Linked DNA regions of Homo sapiens: region 2 is linked to region 1. The links are chromatin loops, found by intact Hi-C in ENCODE. Cell type or tissue: endothelial cell of umbilical vein. All regions are shown on one strand.

The links. Hi-C counts contacts between places; a loop is a spot of excess contacts. Peaks named below come from ENCODE experiments on the same cell type or tissue, not always from the same donor. Only the 100,000 strongest peaks of a DNase experiment are listed, where the experiment ranks them.
Region 2: it touches region 1 in a loop (4-fold over the local background); 4 of 110 quality-filtered maps call a loop at or near these places.

The regions. Positions count from the first base shown.
Region 1 is chr15:78,613,607-78,621,606 of GRCh38, reverse strand. CHRNA3 (cholinergic receptor nicotinic alpha 3 subunit) reads left to right here and starts at 611. Exons shown (of 6, transcript NM_000743.5): 1 at 611-894; 2 at 2,692-2,831; 3 at 2,946-2,990; 4 at 4,474-4,583. The coding sequence starts at 813. In endothelial cell of umbilical vein, CTCF peaks have their summits at 1,461 and 3,034 (motif pointing left); a DNase peak (open chromatin) is centred at 3,026; H3K4me3 peaks cover 188 bases; H3K27me3 peaks cover 1,961 bases.
Region 2 is chr15:78,305,135-78,313,134 of GRCh38, reverse strand. No RefSeq gene overlaps it. Among named protein-coding and RNA genes, the nearest start is that of SKIC8, 9.5 kb to the right of the region's middle. In endothelial cell of umbilical vein, a CTCF peak has its summit at 4,560 (motif pointing left); a DNase peak (open chromatin) is centred at 4,504.

The sequences.
Region 1 (8,000 bases):
TCACTCTGTCACCCAGGCTGGAGTGCAGTGGCGCAATCTCGGCTCACTGCAGGCTCTGCCTCCCGGGTTCACGCCATTCTCCTGCCTCAGCCTCCCGAGTAGCTGGGACTACAGGTGCCTGCCACCACGCCGGGCTAATTTGTAGAGTATTTTTAGTAGAGACGAGGTTTCACCATGTTAGCCAGGATGGTCTCTGACCTCGTGATCCGCCCGCCTTGGCCTCCCAAAGTGCTGGCTGGGATTACAGGCGTGAGCCACTGCTCCCGGCTAAAATATTTAACAATTATTTAATAGCATGAGATACACAAGGCGTCCTTCCCAGGGTGTGTTAGCGTCTCTCCTACGGCGCCCGCCTAGCCCGGTGGTCCCAACCCCCTGCGGGAGCTGCACACGCCCCGGAAACCTGGGACAGAAACTGAGTCCCTCTCCTTCCTGGTGGTGGTGACAGCACCTGCTCAGATCTGGTCGGACGCCGCCGGCCGGAGCACCCAGCCCGGCGGAGAAGGAGCTCGCCCGGCGCTGGGGACTGGGACCTGGAGCCCCTTCCCCTACCGCACGTACGCCCCGCCCCGCGCACGCCCGCCCGCCCGCCCGCGCCTGGCGCAGCTTCACTCCGGATGGTTCCTGTCCTCCCGCGGGTCCGAGGGCGCTGGAAACCCAGCGGCGGCGAAGCGGAGAGGAGCCCCGCGCGTCTCCGCCCGCACGGCTCCAGGTCTGGGGTCTGCGCTGGAGCCGCGCGGGGAGAGGCCGTCTCTGCGACCGCCGCGCCCGCTCCCGACCGTCCGGGTCCGCGGCCAGCCCGGCCACCAGCCATGGGCTCTGGCCCGCTCTCGCTGCCCCTGGCGCTGTCGCCGCCGCGGCTGCTGCTGCTGCTGCTGCTGTCTCTGCTGCCAGGTACGCGCACAGGCGTTAGGGCTCCGGAGGGACGGGCGCCCGAGAAGGGGCGCGGGGTCCGGAGGGGCTGCCGGCGAGAACACCGCGCGGGCGAGCGGAGAGGGCTGGCGCCGTCGCCGGGGACTCGGAACCCGCGCAGACTGGCTCCAGCCCGGCGGCGACTTGGGTGGGGTGGCTTTTTCCCTTTCGGCTCACCTCCCACCCCTAGCCACCACCAAACCTGGGAGTCACTGAGCGGGCGCTGGTACGCGCCGGGTGATGGGGAGGTCGAGACCGGGTCCTTCGTCTTGGGCGCAGGAGTTGGGGATTCGCGTCCCCGCGCTGCCCGTCGCCCTGCCCCGCGCACTGGCTCCCAAACTGGCGCGCCCAAGCCTCCCGCTCCACCGTCTGCATCCCGCCCACCTCCTCATTTGACGGAGATGGCTGAAGACTTGGCCAAGGCCACCTCGGGAAGAGGGGAGTCGCTTCGGGACTGGGGCTGGAGCTGGAGCGCCAGCCTCTCCTCCGGTTGTAGCCTCCTAGCGCTCCTGGCTGCGTCGCTGAGGGACCCTCCACCGGGAGAGCGCCTCCTGTCTTCCTCCCGCTCTCCAGAGGAGCCTGCTGGGGGAAGCCGGCCCTGGCCCGCCGCTGGGAGGCTCTTGGGTGCCTGGGAGGGCTGGTGGGTAGCGAGAGTCGGGGACCGGGCAAGGCTGCAGGGAATTCCTGGAGGGCCCAGGCCGGCGGTCTGTCGTGCGGCTGTGAGCTCAGAGCGCTTTCCGCCCTCGGTGCCGAGGCCTGCACTACTCAGAACGCCATACGCTCTCAACCGACCTCCTGCCTGGGACCCTTCTTTCATCCTGGGGAAGGAGAGTGGGGAGCAGGAAAAATCCTATTTCAAGACCTGAGGAAGTTGGATTCAACTTCCTAGAGGATTCTCCTCCCGCTTCCCCAAGCTGCCCCCAGATCTGTACGTGGGAATCAGAAGACAGCTGACCCGGTATGCCTCACTTGTGCTGGGGTGTGGCTTAGGAACAAAGAGGGGTGCCCAAGGGTTGCAGAGGTCAGAGTCTTTCATCAGGATATGAAGACAGCATCAGCAAGAGCTGGGGGTCACACGAGATCACGGGAGTCACACAGTGCCTTGGCTTCTAAGAGGGCTGGTGGCCACCCCTACAGGGTGGAATGCAGGAGAGGCCCAGACCTGGGCTGTGTTCTCCCGGAGGCTGGGAGGTAGAAGACCTGGGCCTGGGCGACCGTGGTTGGCCCTGCCCCTGGGAGCGGACTGGCCATCTTTCCATCGTGGAAGCAGTGAGTGGCTGTACCCAGGCAGACAGCATTTGCCCCACACCCCCACCCGGCAGAAACAACCCAGGAAAAGATTGCGAATAGTTCTTGACCTCTTACCGCAGCACCAAGCTGTGCACTTCCTTCACAACAACCCTTTGAGGTGGATACGTTTATAATCCTTATTTTGACTGGTAAAGACACAGGTTCAGAGAGGTTAAGCCACTTGCCTAAGCTCACACAGCTTACAAGTGATTTGTCAGGATTTGCACCAGATCTGTCCAACTCCAGAGCCCAGGCTTGCAACCACTGTGCTTCTCACTGAATGCGTGTGGCCAGGTAGAATCCTGCCCCTCTTGGGCCTCAGTTTCCCATTTTGTAACCCACTGGGTTAGACTGGCCTGAAAGTCTAGGGTTCCACAGAATCCCCCCACAGGTGGAGGGGATGCTGTAGATGGGTGATGTTTCTGCTGGGCTGGGTGGGGGAGGTTAAGTAACGATTTCCCCAGGGACTGACAGGGCTGCTTCCCACAGTGGCCAGGGCCTCAGAGGCTGAGCACCGTCTATTTGAGCGGCTGTTTGAAGATTACAATGAGATCATCCGGCCTGTAGCCAACGTGTCTGACCCAGTCATCATCCATTTCGAGGTGTCCATGTCTCAGCTGGTGAAGGTGGTGAGTGCTGGAAGCCACGAGCCGTGGCCATGGGGACCGGGGCTTCTGGAGGAGCCTTTCCCAGAATTAGTCTTGTTTTGTAATTCTCCTGTCAACTTTAATTCCTCTTTCTAGGATGAAGTAAACCAGATCATGGAGACCAACCTGTGGCTCAAGCAAGTAAGTGACCAGACCCTAGGCACTGCTGCCCCCTGGTGGTGACTGTTTTATTTGCTTTAGGTGAACCAAGAAAGGCCTAAAGACCAGGCTTCATTTACTTCTGTGGAACCCAGATTGGGGTCCACTGACTGGCAGATATATCTCTTCTAAGGCTTGAGGTCACATGCACTGCCCTACAGTCCCCCTGGAAGGACTGTAGGGCCCAACCCCTCAAGTCCCAGATGGACAGGTTGCAGCCTGGAGAAAGACATTCTCCATGTTCACACAACAGAAGAGTACGAACCTGAGATTGAAGCCCTGCCCCCAAACCCTGGGGTGGTGCCTGAGACACCTCCTTCTCTCCCTCTTGCTAAAAACTCAGTTTTTTTTCCAGACGGGATCTCGCTCTGTCACCCAGGCCGGAGTGCTGTGGCGTGATCTCGGCTCACTGCAATCTCCACCAGCAGGGTTCAAGCAGTTCTCCTGCCTCAGCCTCCCAAGTAGCTGGGACCACAGCTGTGCACCACCACGTCTGGCTAATTTTTGGATTTGTTATAGAGACAGGGTTTCGCCATGTTGCCCAGGCTGGTCTCGAACGCCTGATCTCAAGCAAACCACACACCTCAGCCTCCCAAAGTGCTGGGGTTACAGGCAGAAGCCACTGTGCACAGCCCCTATACTCATTCTTAAGTCAGAATAAGATGCTGCTGTTGTTGGTAGCGTGGGAGTAGATTTTCCTGTTCAGATCGAGGCCAAGAAATTGCCTTCCACATGTCCTCCCCAGGGAGGCTTTGTCCAGACTTGCCAGGAGACATAATGGCCCATTGGCCTGCGGGTGACCCTTCTGCCAGCCTGGCCAGCTGAGCACTCAGCACACACAGCCTTCATCCCCAGGAGGTTGGAAAGCCAGATGGGCACAGTGCCCCACCCAGTACTTGATGCACACGTTCCCTCTGTGGCCGCAGCCTCACCCCTCTCTCCTCTGGTGCTCAGGACTCAGACCTCCCAGCCTCTGGACCCAGACACTTCCTGGGCCCTGCAGGGGTCATGGATTCTTCCCCCGGAATCTTTCAGAGTCCAGTCTTGCTTAACCTTGGGGTGAAAGAGTGTCTATGTTGGAAAACACCCCTGGAGAGCCATTCAGGGGCTGTAAACAGGCACATGGACCTGGACATGATGCATGAAGTCCAGGAGTCTCCACCTGGCACTAGAAGTGACCAGAGAAAGCACGAGTAGGCCCTGTTTGGTTGATGAGGGGCTGGGCTTGCTCATGGTTATGGGGGCAGTGGCTTCCCTAGTGCCAGGAGGTGGCCCGCAGAGCCAGCCGTGTGCTCTCTCCTGCACTACACCCACAGGAGAAGTTGGACTATGTGATCATGGCATGGATGTGGTTCGGTCACATGCAGCAGGGGTGGGGAGTCACCAAGATGGGTGGTGCCACGGGAAGTAAAACCAGGCTGATTCTTTTACCGTCTCCTTCTCCCTCCCTGCTTCCTTCCCCGAGATCTGGAATGACTACAAGCTGAAATGGAACCCCTCTGACTATGGTGGGGCAGAGTTCATGCGTGTCCCTGCACAGAAGATCTGGAAGCCAGACATTGTGCTGTATAACAAGTAAGGTGCTGGGGGGCCCACGCCCTCTCAGGGCTGTCAGCCTGGGCTCTGGGTTTTTGGCCCACTGTGCTTAAAACCTGGCCTTCCTTGGCCTTTTCCAAGAAGGCTGCATTCATTTGTTCAGTCCATAGGTATGTAATCAGCAACTACTACATACCAGGTACCAGAGATGTTGGAGAGCCACAGAGAGCAGCAGTGTGCTGAGTGGCTTCAAAGCAGGCATGGGTGGGTGGAAGATGGCATTGGGAAAGTTTCAAGGAAGAATTGGCATTTGAAGTGAATCCTGAAGATTGTGTAGGATCTCAGGACAGGGAGATGGAGCAGAGGAGGGCCCGGGGAGGCAGGAGAGTATGTCATGGGCAGCCAAGGTGACCTCATTGGCTGGACTGTGGGACATAAGGCTGGAAAGATCCATGGGCCAAGGACCAACCCCAGTGTGTGGAGGGGGAAGGCTCAGATGCCCGGGGCACCTGGAATGTAGCATCTGTTAGCAGCTCTGTGCAAACAGACAGGAATGGAGTAAACGGTCCCTCCTCACCTTGTCTTTGAAAGAGAATGAGGGTGTTGGAGAAGATCATAGCTGGGTGGGCCTAAGCTGTGTAGTCCCAGGGTTCCCAGCCTGCTGACTGGCATGGTTACCAAGGAGCTTTTTTTTTGGGGGGGTGGGGGGGGGAAGACTGAGTCTTACTGTCACCCAGGCTGGAGTGCAGTGGTGGGATCTCGGCTCACAGCAACCTCCACCTCCTGGGTTCAAGAAATCCTCCTGCCTCAGCCTCCCAAGTAGCTGGGATTACAGGCACGTGCTGCCACACCTGGCTAATTTTGTATTTTTCAGTAGAGATGGGGTTTTGCCATGTTGGCCAGGCTGGTTTTGAACTCCTGACCTCAAGCAATCTGTCTGCCTTGGCCTCCCAAAGTGCTGGGATTACAGCATGAGCCACCATGCCCAGCCCCAATGAGCTTTTTAAAAATACAGGTGTTTGGCCAGGCATGGTGGCTGATGCCTGTAATCCCAGCACTTTGGGAGGCCGAGGCAGGAGGATCACTGGAGGCCAGGAGTTCGAGACCAGCCTGGCCAATATACCAAAACCCCATCTCTACTAAAAATACAAAAAATTAGCCAGGCATGGTGGCGTGTGCCTGTAATCCCAGCTACTCCAGAGGCTGAGGCAGGAGAATCGCTTGAACCTGGTAGGTAGAGGCTGCAGTGACCTAGATCACACCACTGTACTCCAGCCTGGGTGACAGTGAGACTCCGTCTCAAAAAAAAAAAAAAAAAAAAAATACAGGTGCCTGAATTCAAAATATTTTATTCTTTGTTCCTCACTGTCTTTTCTAAAGTTAATATGTATTACGTTATCCAAAAAATCTCTATACCTGTCCCCAGGTCCTGCCCCACAGAAACACTGAGTCAGTGGGTCTGGGTAGGCCTAGGAATGGGTGTTTTCACAAAGCTGTCCTGGGGGCTGTGTGACCAGCTTGCTTTGGGGATCCCTGATCTGGCCCTTCCCTGACATTTCACAGATGAGGACTGAGGCCCAGAGTGGATGTGTGGCACAGCCAGGTCTGGGGTGGTCTCAGCCATCCACTGTGGCTTTGGGGCCACTGTGGGCAGTGGATGCAGGAGGCCGATGCTGTGATCAGGGGGCTGAGCTGGGCACCCCAGCCTGTCTCTGCCTGTGTCCCCAAACCTCTTCTCTACTCTCCCAACAGCAAACCTGCCATCAGACAGTTACCCTGCTACACGGTGTACCCTGCAGGCCTCCTCCCACTGGGAAAAGGTCTGGGCCTTGGAGAAAGGATTGATAGCCCCCCAAGTATGTGAAGCAAGGTTCCCATGTACAGAGTAGGATGAGCATTCTGGGCCCCGTGCTCCCAGCCCGTCTGGGTGGCTGCATCCAGGTCGTAGTTGAGAAGGGTGAGTCCAGGACTAAAAAGACTTCCCTGGCTCCTGCCATCGAGAGAAGCTGCTCTCGAGCCAGTCCTTCACAGTGGGCCACTTCCAGTCTCCTATGGATCCGGAATGTGCATCTTCCCGCCAGTTTTGGGAGGCCTCTCCTCTTTCTCTCTTGCAAAGGTTCTTCCTCTGCCAGACAGGTCCTGCTCATCATAGCACCTCCAAAACCCCTCCCTTTTCTCTAAGTCCACACAAAACTGATACTTCCCACATTTAAGCTCTTTCATTGGACTGACATAAATTTTAGTTGATATTTTGCAATATGCTAGTTAGTTCTCTGGGTATTGAAGAATATCATTTTTGTACCTGCATTTTAGAGTTAAAATGTTTGAATATTTAAACCTTTTACATTTACATTTAAACATTTTCAGCAAAACAGTTGATGTAGAATTAGTCTATTCTGATTTTAATGCTAAGAATACTTCTAGGTTTTTATGCCATATTAGTACAAAATAATGTTTTCTTATTAGTAGTATTGATTTTACAGTTAGTGTCAGGACTAGAGAAGCTATGTTTTATACTGAATCCCACTTTCTGGTCTCTGGCAAAAACAAAAGTGGGTCTTTACTCACTCTAAAGACAGTCCATGTTTTATTTACTGTTTTCCCAAGGAAACACAGCACTTATAAATGTTTCTTGTATGTAATTTGTATTTGTAAACTGGTCATCAAAGAACTGGGACACAATATAAACTCAACAGGCTTGCAGATTTTTTTCTTCTTGCACTGAATTGTCGTAGGAATCACATGGTTCAAATGCTCTTAAGGGAACTGGGCAGGGTGTAGAGAATTTTTGCTAAGCTACAATTAAGAAAATGAGCAAAAAGTTTAATCTTCATGTTTTGCGTTTTATAGCCATTTCCTTGCTGGCAATCTTGAGTGAACAGCTGGAGTACTGTAGGATTTATGATTTTAGCAATAATGAGAGGCGTAGCAAAATGTTGCAAATTGGCTGTGGAGAGGAGCAAATATCATAAGGAATTTCTTTGAAATCTGAAGCTGAAAATAACATTTAGAGAAAATCATCCAACTCATGTTCTCTCTCTTCTCCTAGTTAGAACTTCAATTGCTCAGGATTCACCCTCTGTTAAGGATTTCTCTTCTTTTTTTTCCCCCCACCCCGAGATGGAGTCTCACTCTGTCGCCCAGGCTGGAGTGCAGTGGCATGATCTGGGCTCACTGCAAGCTCCGCCTCCCTGGTTCACGCCATTCTCCTACCTCAGCCTCCCAAGTAGCTGGGACTACAGGCGCCCGCCACCACGCCTGGCTAATTTTTTTGTGGTTTTTTTTGGTTTTTTTTTTGTTTGTTTGCCACTGCTTTACAGTTTTTTTTTAAATTTTATTATTATTATACTTTAAGTTTTAGGGTACATGTGCACAATGTGCAGGTTTGTTACATATGTATACATGTGCCATGTTGGTGTGCTGCACCCATTAACTCGTCATTTAGCATTAGGTATA
Region 2 (8,000 bases), 310 kb after region 1:
CTCCAACAGGTCCCCTGGTTCCTGGCCTTCTCCCGACGGCTGCAAAAGGCTCTTTGGAGTGTCCCTATTCCACACCCCTTCTCACCCCTCAAGAAATCATCTCTGAAGGCAAGGGAATGAGAACTTTATTTGCACACCAAAAAAAAAAAATTGGCCGAATTTATCAAAACAGTGGATTATTTGCAATCATGGGTGCTTGGAAACTGTCTTAGCCTGGATTCCCCCTAAAGCAGAGCCTGAGACAAAGACCCCAAGCAGGGAGCTGTCTTAGGAATTCAATCCCAGAGAGCAGGAGTGAGGGGCAGGGGCGGAACAAAGGAAGAAGCAAAAGCCAGATCAAGGATGCACTGCTGAGTTGGCCACCAGCGCTGAAGGGCCTGTGTCAAGCATCTCAGAACTGTCCCTCAGGGGCCAAAGGGGGAAATATTTACTCATCAGCTTCAATCTCCCATTGGTCAAGGCTGTCCCACAGGCAACAATTCTTCTGGGTGAATGTGGAGTGATTCCCAGGGCAGGAAGATAGAGGTGGAGACTGGGGGAGGGGAGGTGCTGTCAGCTCACGCTTGGGCAGAGCTGGTTGAAACTTGTGCAGAACGGACCCCAGGGTAGTGGCTGTACTAAGAGAGAAGAGGCTGAGAAGATGTGACGTGATGCACATAAGCTGTCCTATGCAGTAGTCAGCTTCATCGCGTGTGACACAGGCAGCTCACAGCTAATGTGACAAGTCAGTGGGAAGGACACCATGGTCAAGAACAGCTGAAGTGGATCAGAAGGTCAAAACTGGAAGGAGGCTGGGCGTGGTGTCTCACGCCTGTAATCCCAGCACTTTGGGAGGCCGAGGCGGGAGGCTCACTTGAGGTCAGGTGTTTGAGACAAGCCCGGGCAACACAGGGAGACCCTATCTCTACAAAAATAAAAATAAAATAAATTAGCCAGGCATGGTGGTGCACACCTGTAGTCTCAGCTACTCAGGAGGCTGAGGTGGGAGGGTCGCTTGAGCCCTGGAGTTTGAGCTGCAGTGACAGTGATCACGCCACTGCACTCCAGCCTGGGTGACAGAGCAAGACTCTGTCTCAAAACAAAAACTGAAGGAGTCCCAGAGCCAATGGACTCACGGGACAGACAGCTAGGGAAACTGAGGTCCAGAGAGGGTTCAGGCAGAGGCAGGCTAGAGAGTCTCCCTTTCAGAGCCAGAGATGGTTCCTGAGGCCATCTGGGTGACTTGCCAGCTTCATGCCTGGCACACACTTAATGATCAAAACTAGGAATGATATCAACAGTGACAATAACAGTAATGGCTCCTGATGTGAGGTTCCGTGTTCTGGCTGCTAAGCCCCTCGGCCTCCAGGGGCACTTTGGGCGTAACTGCACAGCAAGGTCTCCACATGCTTTCATTCTTCTGCTATTAATTTTAGTGCAATGGCAGTCAAGGAGTAAAAGCAGTGCTTTCACCTGGATATGCCAGCTCTGGCACCAGGATGCACTGGAGACTCACATCTAATGGGGGGCCTGGACCTCAGCTCTCTCTCTGAGTTAAGGGCAGTGTGTGGAAGGAGCTTTGTGGTGAGGCTGTTCTAAAGCTACCTTTGGCTTCTTGAATTCCCTTTGTCCTTCAGAAGTGCATTCGATACAGGAGTCCTGGGACTTTCCCAAGCTTACCAGCTTGGGGCCAGCACCTGTTCACCCTGGCAAGAGATCCTGGGCTTAACCTGTGGCAGGAAGGGATTTCCAGGTTCTTTTGGAAACCTCACGGCGGTGAGTTCTCTTCCTAGAGCTCCTTTTGCCCCCTTGCCTCCCAAGTGCAGGCCCCTCTGGGTCAGCACTTCCCTGCAGTCCTGCCTTTCCCACCTGGCTCTCAATCCTTTGACCTCCCCCCAACCCCACCACCAACTTTGTAAATAAAAATCCCTATATTTTCAGCTCTTTCACGGTCCCTTATTCCAACCTTGCTGTCACCACAGCTGGCTCTCTGTAGAGGACAGCGGTTCCTGGCAGCCTCTGGAGGGGACACTGCAGGTGTGCACACCTGGATTGAGACTGACACCCCCAGCAACATAACAGAACCACTCAAGGGGATGCTGGAGCTGGTACATACCAGCTTACCAGAGCAGATTGTACATATTGGTCAGCAACTTCCTGTCCGTGGCGTGAAATAGCCCATGGGGCATGGTGGCAGGTGCCTGTAATCCCAGCTACTCGGGAGGCAGGAGAATCACTTGAACCCAGGAGGCAGAGGTTGCAGTGAGTCAAGATAGCTCCACTGCACTCCAGCCTGGGCCTGGGCAACAGAGTGAGACTCCATTTCAAAAATAAAAGAAATAGCCCATGGGAGCTGTATTTACACTATGGAAATCAGCAAATGCTATAAGCCAGGTTTAGGGTTTTTCTCTGAAGAGCCTGTTGTTAAACACCTACCAGCACACCATGAACCCCTGATTCTCCTCCTTCTGCCCCTTTGAGACTCTCACCATCCAGGCAGACCCCTGGCTATGTTTGAATGTGTCCCCCAAAGTTCGTGTGTTGGAAACTTAATCCCCAAAGTGACAGTGTTAGAGGTGGAACTTTTAAGAGCTGATTAGGCCGTGAGGATGCCACCCTCATGAATGGATTCATGCTGTTATAGTGGGAGTGGGTTCCTTATAAAAGGACAAGTTCAGCCCCTCTTGCACTCTCTCTCTCTCTCTCTGTCTCTGTCTCTCCTCGCCTTCCCCCATCACCCTGTCTCTCCCTCTCCCTTCCTTGCCCTTCTGCCTTCTGCCATGGAATGACACAGTAAGAAGGGCCTTATAAGACACCAGTAACTTGATCTTGGACTTCCCAGCCTTCAGAACTGTGAGAAAAGAAATTTCTTTTCTTTCTAAATTACCCAGTCTTGGCCAGGCACGGTGGCTCAGGCCTGTAATCCCAGCACTTTGGGAAGCCAAGGTGGGCGGATCATCTGAGGTCAGGAGTTCAAGACCAGCCTGGCCAACATGGTGAAACCCCATCTCTACTAAAAATACAAAAATTAGCTGGGTATGATGGCCCACACCTGTAATTCCAGCTACTGGGGAAGCTGAGGCAGGAGAATCGCTTGAACCCGGGAGGCGGAGGTTGCGGTGAGCTGAGATCATACCACTGCACTCCAGCCTAGGAGAGAGAATAATAATAAATAATGATAATAATAAATTACCCAGTCTCAGGTATTCTGTTATAGCAGCACAAAACAGACTAAGACCCCACCTCCTTTTCCTTCGTCATCATGCTCACCTACCAATCTCTTCTATCTCATTCATTGCAGACAGTGGCACTAGCTCACAGCTTCCATACCCAATTCCTGCCACCCTTCAGAGGCTTACAGCCTCCTCCTGGCAGGCCCACCACCCTGGCCTCCTTGGCTCACCCTCCTACACTCTCAAGTGCCTTGGCAGCCATCTTTTTTGGCCTGACTTTGCTGCCTCCTATGTGAATAGGTAAATGCCAACGATGTCCAGAAAGTGATGGCATGATCCCCAACTACAGCAGAATTTCATACACAGCTGGGCTTCACGGTCCCTGTCCCCTCTCCACACATAGGACCTGATTCCCTTCGGTTGCACTTTGGGTCCCCGAGAGGTATGACTCAGTCCCCCAGTGTGGGGTGAGTCTACTCCTGGTTCCTGCCCAGTTTTGAAGGATGTGGGCACAGCGGAGGGACTCAGGCCCTGGATTGGCCCATCCGGTCTCTGGGCCATGCCCACAGCCTGCTCAGAGCAGAGAGTCAGGCTGCATGAGGACTCAAGGGGTCTGAGTTCTGCTCCCTACTCCACCACAGCTTTACCAGGTGCTCTGGATTAACCACGTGCTCTCCCTGTGCCAACTTTTCTATAAAATGGGGATACATAATTCCTACACCTCTTATGTAGGGAGAATCAGAGGAGCTAGGGCTTTTCCGCTGGAAAGTCGATCTTGGTTGAAGATGGCTTAGAGTCCTGGTGAGAAAGAGTCATTGTGAGCTCCTTGAGGGCAGGGATTTCATCTAACTCCTTTGAGTATCCCCAGCCTGGCCCCAAAAAGGTCCAGTTGGTGGATCCTGGCAGAATAGCCAAGTACTGAAGGTGACCACCAACCGCTGGTCAGCAGCTGGTGAAGCGAATTGAAACCCCACCCTGAACAGTTGCTGGGTGCAAAGAACTTAGTCCCCCAGGCCATGCTCGCAGGATGCAGCCCCTCAGTCAGGTATGTGCAGAGGATGGGAGGCCTCAGCTGCTTCTGGGCAGGATGCTCTCTCCCTGGCTTCTTCCTTCTGCTGTAACTCCCTTGGGGATCTCACTTCCAGAATCTACAACTGTGGTCTGGGAACCACACTTTTGAAAACCACTAGGGATTGAGACCATGGTGTTAACAATTTTGTTTTCAAGATGAGGAAGTTGAGGTCTAAGATGCCTTTACGAGGGGTCCCATAATGATTCAAGAGCAGGAATTCACTGCCTCCGGAGTCTGGAGGAGCCCAGGAGGGCAGGTACTTGCTACTCCATCAGCGGCGCCAGCCAAGTGGGCATGCGTAGGCAGTGACTGCCATCCTCTGGCCAGCCGTGGTAAAGCCCCTGGCTAGTGGCTCCACTGTGGTGGTCTGTGTTCCCGACTGGGGACTGTCAAGGACCCTGATTGCAGGGTAGGAAGCCAGTTCCAAGAGGTTCCCTGATTCAGTATCCATGGACCAGCTGAAGAAAGGAGTGATGTGTCCTTGTGGGTTTGGATTTGAATCCAGACTCCCGCCTCTGGCCCCATAATTGTCCTGCCCTCACCCTCTCCATACCCCTTTCTTTCCTGTGAGCTCCTGTTTCCCCGCTTTCCCTCCCTAATACTGTGGAATTATGAACAAAAAAATCAGCTACACCCAATTCAGCATGGGTTTCCATCCTTACTCTGCCTTGCTGGCTGAATGACCCTGCAGAAGCCACTTCGCCTTTCTCAGGGTCAGTTTCCTTCTCTGTGTGAAACAGGGTGACTCCCTCCTCCGTAGCACTAGCGAGAGTTATTTCTCAGGGCGTGGCCCAGTCCATACATCCACCATCACAGCTCTCCCAGTGTTTGAAACCAAAATTAAAATTTGAAGACATTAGTGTCTCCAAAGTGGAATGTGTATACCCCAGACAGTGAGCAAGACCGTCTGGAGTATAGGAAGAAAATATTAGATCTTCTGATATTTATTTTTATCTTGTCCCTCTTCTATTTTTATATTTGTTTTATAATGTACATAAATATTATAGTAGTATAAATACATATATATTTATAAATAATGTACACACAGGAGAATGCATGGTGATAATTTTTTGTTTTTAATTAATTAATTTATTTTTTTCGTGAGAGAGGGTCTTGCTCTGTCACCCAGGCTGGAGTGCAGTGGCACCATCTCAGCTCACTGCAGCCTCTGCCTCCGGGCTTAATAGATCCTCCTACCTTAGCCTGCTGAGTGGCTGGGACCACAGGCATGTGCCACCACACCTAGCTAACCTTTTTTACATTTTTGCAGGGAGGGGTTTCATCATGTTGCCCAGGCTAGTCTCAGACTTATGAGCTCAAGTGATCCACCTGCTTCGGCCTCCCAAAGTGCTGGCATTACAGGCATGAGCCACCGTGCCCAGCCAGTAATAAATTTTTAATAATAGGTACATGTGGTCACTGCTTTAGAAAAGAGGAGGCATAACTTTCTAGAAGTTTCCTTGTGAGGAAATGCTCAGAGTGGCTGATTGCTGGGTGAAGTCTGGAAGTTGCCCTGGCTATAAACTTCAGAGATGTAAATACCCTTAGCCATCTGGCAAGCTAGTGAGGAAAAGAGACCTGGGGGCTTTCAGGGCCTTCCCTAACAGTGGGCTGTATGTTTGAGACGTCCCAGAATGGCAATTGTAAGAGTAATCCTAGCTGGCATTTATTGAGTGTTTTCCTTGTGCCAGGCACTGTTCTAAGCATTTTACATATTTTAACTCTATTAATCCTCATATCAGCCCTAAAAGGAAAGTTCTAGTATTATCCCCATTTTAGTGATATCCCAGTGGGGTTACATAATTTACCAGAGCCTTGGGTGGAGCAGCCAAGATTGAGCCCAGGCATTGTGCTCTAGAGGCCAAGTTGTTTAACCCCTTTGTGCCAAAACTGGAAACAAAAAGCGCCTGGGGCCTATCTGGTGGGGCATGGAGGAGAGAAGGAGGTGCTGCTTGATGAAAGCGGGGAAGCTTGTGGGGCAGAGTGAGGGTGGCATCTGTAGAAGGAGAGGGGCACCACATGAGACACTGTGGCCCGCAGGAGGGGAGGGAAGAGGGGGACTAGGAAGAAGGAGAGTCGGGTGTCAGCTGTGGGGTCCAGAGAGGAAACCTGGGATAAACATCAGAAAGGGCAGGTGGGGTCCCTGACATCAGACTCTGCCAGCTGGGGTTCTGAGGAGAGCCTTGAGAGCTCTACACAGGGCAGATGTGGCCCATGGACCTCCCTCTCCTTCTCCCTGTGCTGAGCAGAGAGCAGGACTTTTGCCTGCACCCCTCTCCAGACCTGCTGATTCATGTCTTTCCCGGGAAGTCAAGTAAGCCTTCCCGGAACTGGGGCGGAGGCAGCTCTTCCTCCCAAGGAGGTAGTGAGCTCCCTGTCCTTGGAGGTATTCAAACAGAGGCTGGATGATCCCATGGTGGGGTTGTATAGAGGGAGAGAGGTATGAGATAGATCTGTGAGGTTCTTCTTCATTCAGAAATGCTTGGACCTGTGACTGAGTGGAGAGGAGAAGTATAGGGGTAAGTCCTGGGACACTGTGGCCTAGTATCATTCTTCCTGCTTGAGCCTCTCTGTGGGTCTGCTCTATGCAGGGCTAGTTGGAAAGGCAGTGAATGACTCAGGGAACAATTATGTCCCTGTGGGGCTGCAGCCTTAGAGGGGGCCTCCCAACCTTGGCCTCTTTATGAATTGTAGAGCTTTTCAGGGCAGCCCTTACATCTTGGAGCTACTTCATCATTAGCCTGGATGTTTACCTATCTTATTCTAAAATCTTTTCATTTCCTCCTGACCTGGAAGACCAGAACTCTAATTACAGATGTTTAAATGTCACATACAATGGCAAGTCTCTCCAGATTTGCTTTACAATGGGCATTCCGTGGATCTGTGAACTTTGATAGGAAAATAATTATATCTTTATTTCCCTTAAACTGTAACTGGAATTTAATATCTTCTTTAATTATAAATGTATGCAATAAATCTAGGAGTATTAGTAGTACCTGTGACTTTGTCACCAATACAAATCACAAATATTTTCGTATCACATTGCAGCTGTTGCAAGTAATTCTAAATATTGTTTATGCTCACTGCTACTTTAAAATTACAGAACAGGCTGGGAGCCATGGCTCATGCCTGTAATCCCAGTACTTTGGGAGGCTGAAGTGGGCAGATCACCTGAGCCCAGGAGTTTGAGACTAGCCTGGGCAACATGGCAAAACCTCTTCTCTACCAAAAAAAAAAAAATTACAAAAATTAGCCGGGCATGGTGGCACATGCCTGTAGTCCCAGCTACTTGGGAGGCTGAAGCGGGAGGATCGCTTAAGCCTGGAAGATTGAGGCTGCAGTGAGCAGTGATTGCGCCACTGCACTCCAGCCTGGGTGACAGAGCGAGACCCTGTCTCAAAAATAAAATAACAGAAGATATTAGACATGCTGCATTAATAAAGCACATATACTACTGTTTCACAAATATTTTGATAACTACTTTGATATAATTGGTTTCCTTTGTAATCCTATGTGGCTTGTTCTTATGTACTTGAAAACATTATTCTGCCCCACCTGGCTGTTCTGTGATCTCATGACCTTTGAGTGGGAACTCAGACTCAGGAGGGCTGCTGCCAGCACTGGCCCAAATGACTTCGGTGGTTTTTACAGCACGCTGGAGAGAATCTGAGAGGATTCCCTGGCAGGAATTTGAGGATTATCTGGGTGATGCATCAGTGATTACAATTTTGTTTTTACCAGTTTTGCTAAGCAGCAGCAATAGCAGAGGTGATTAA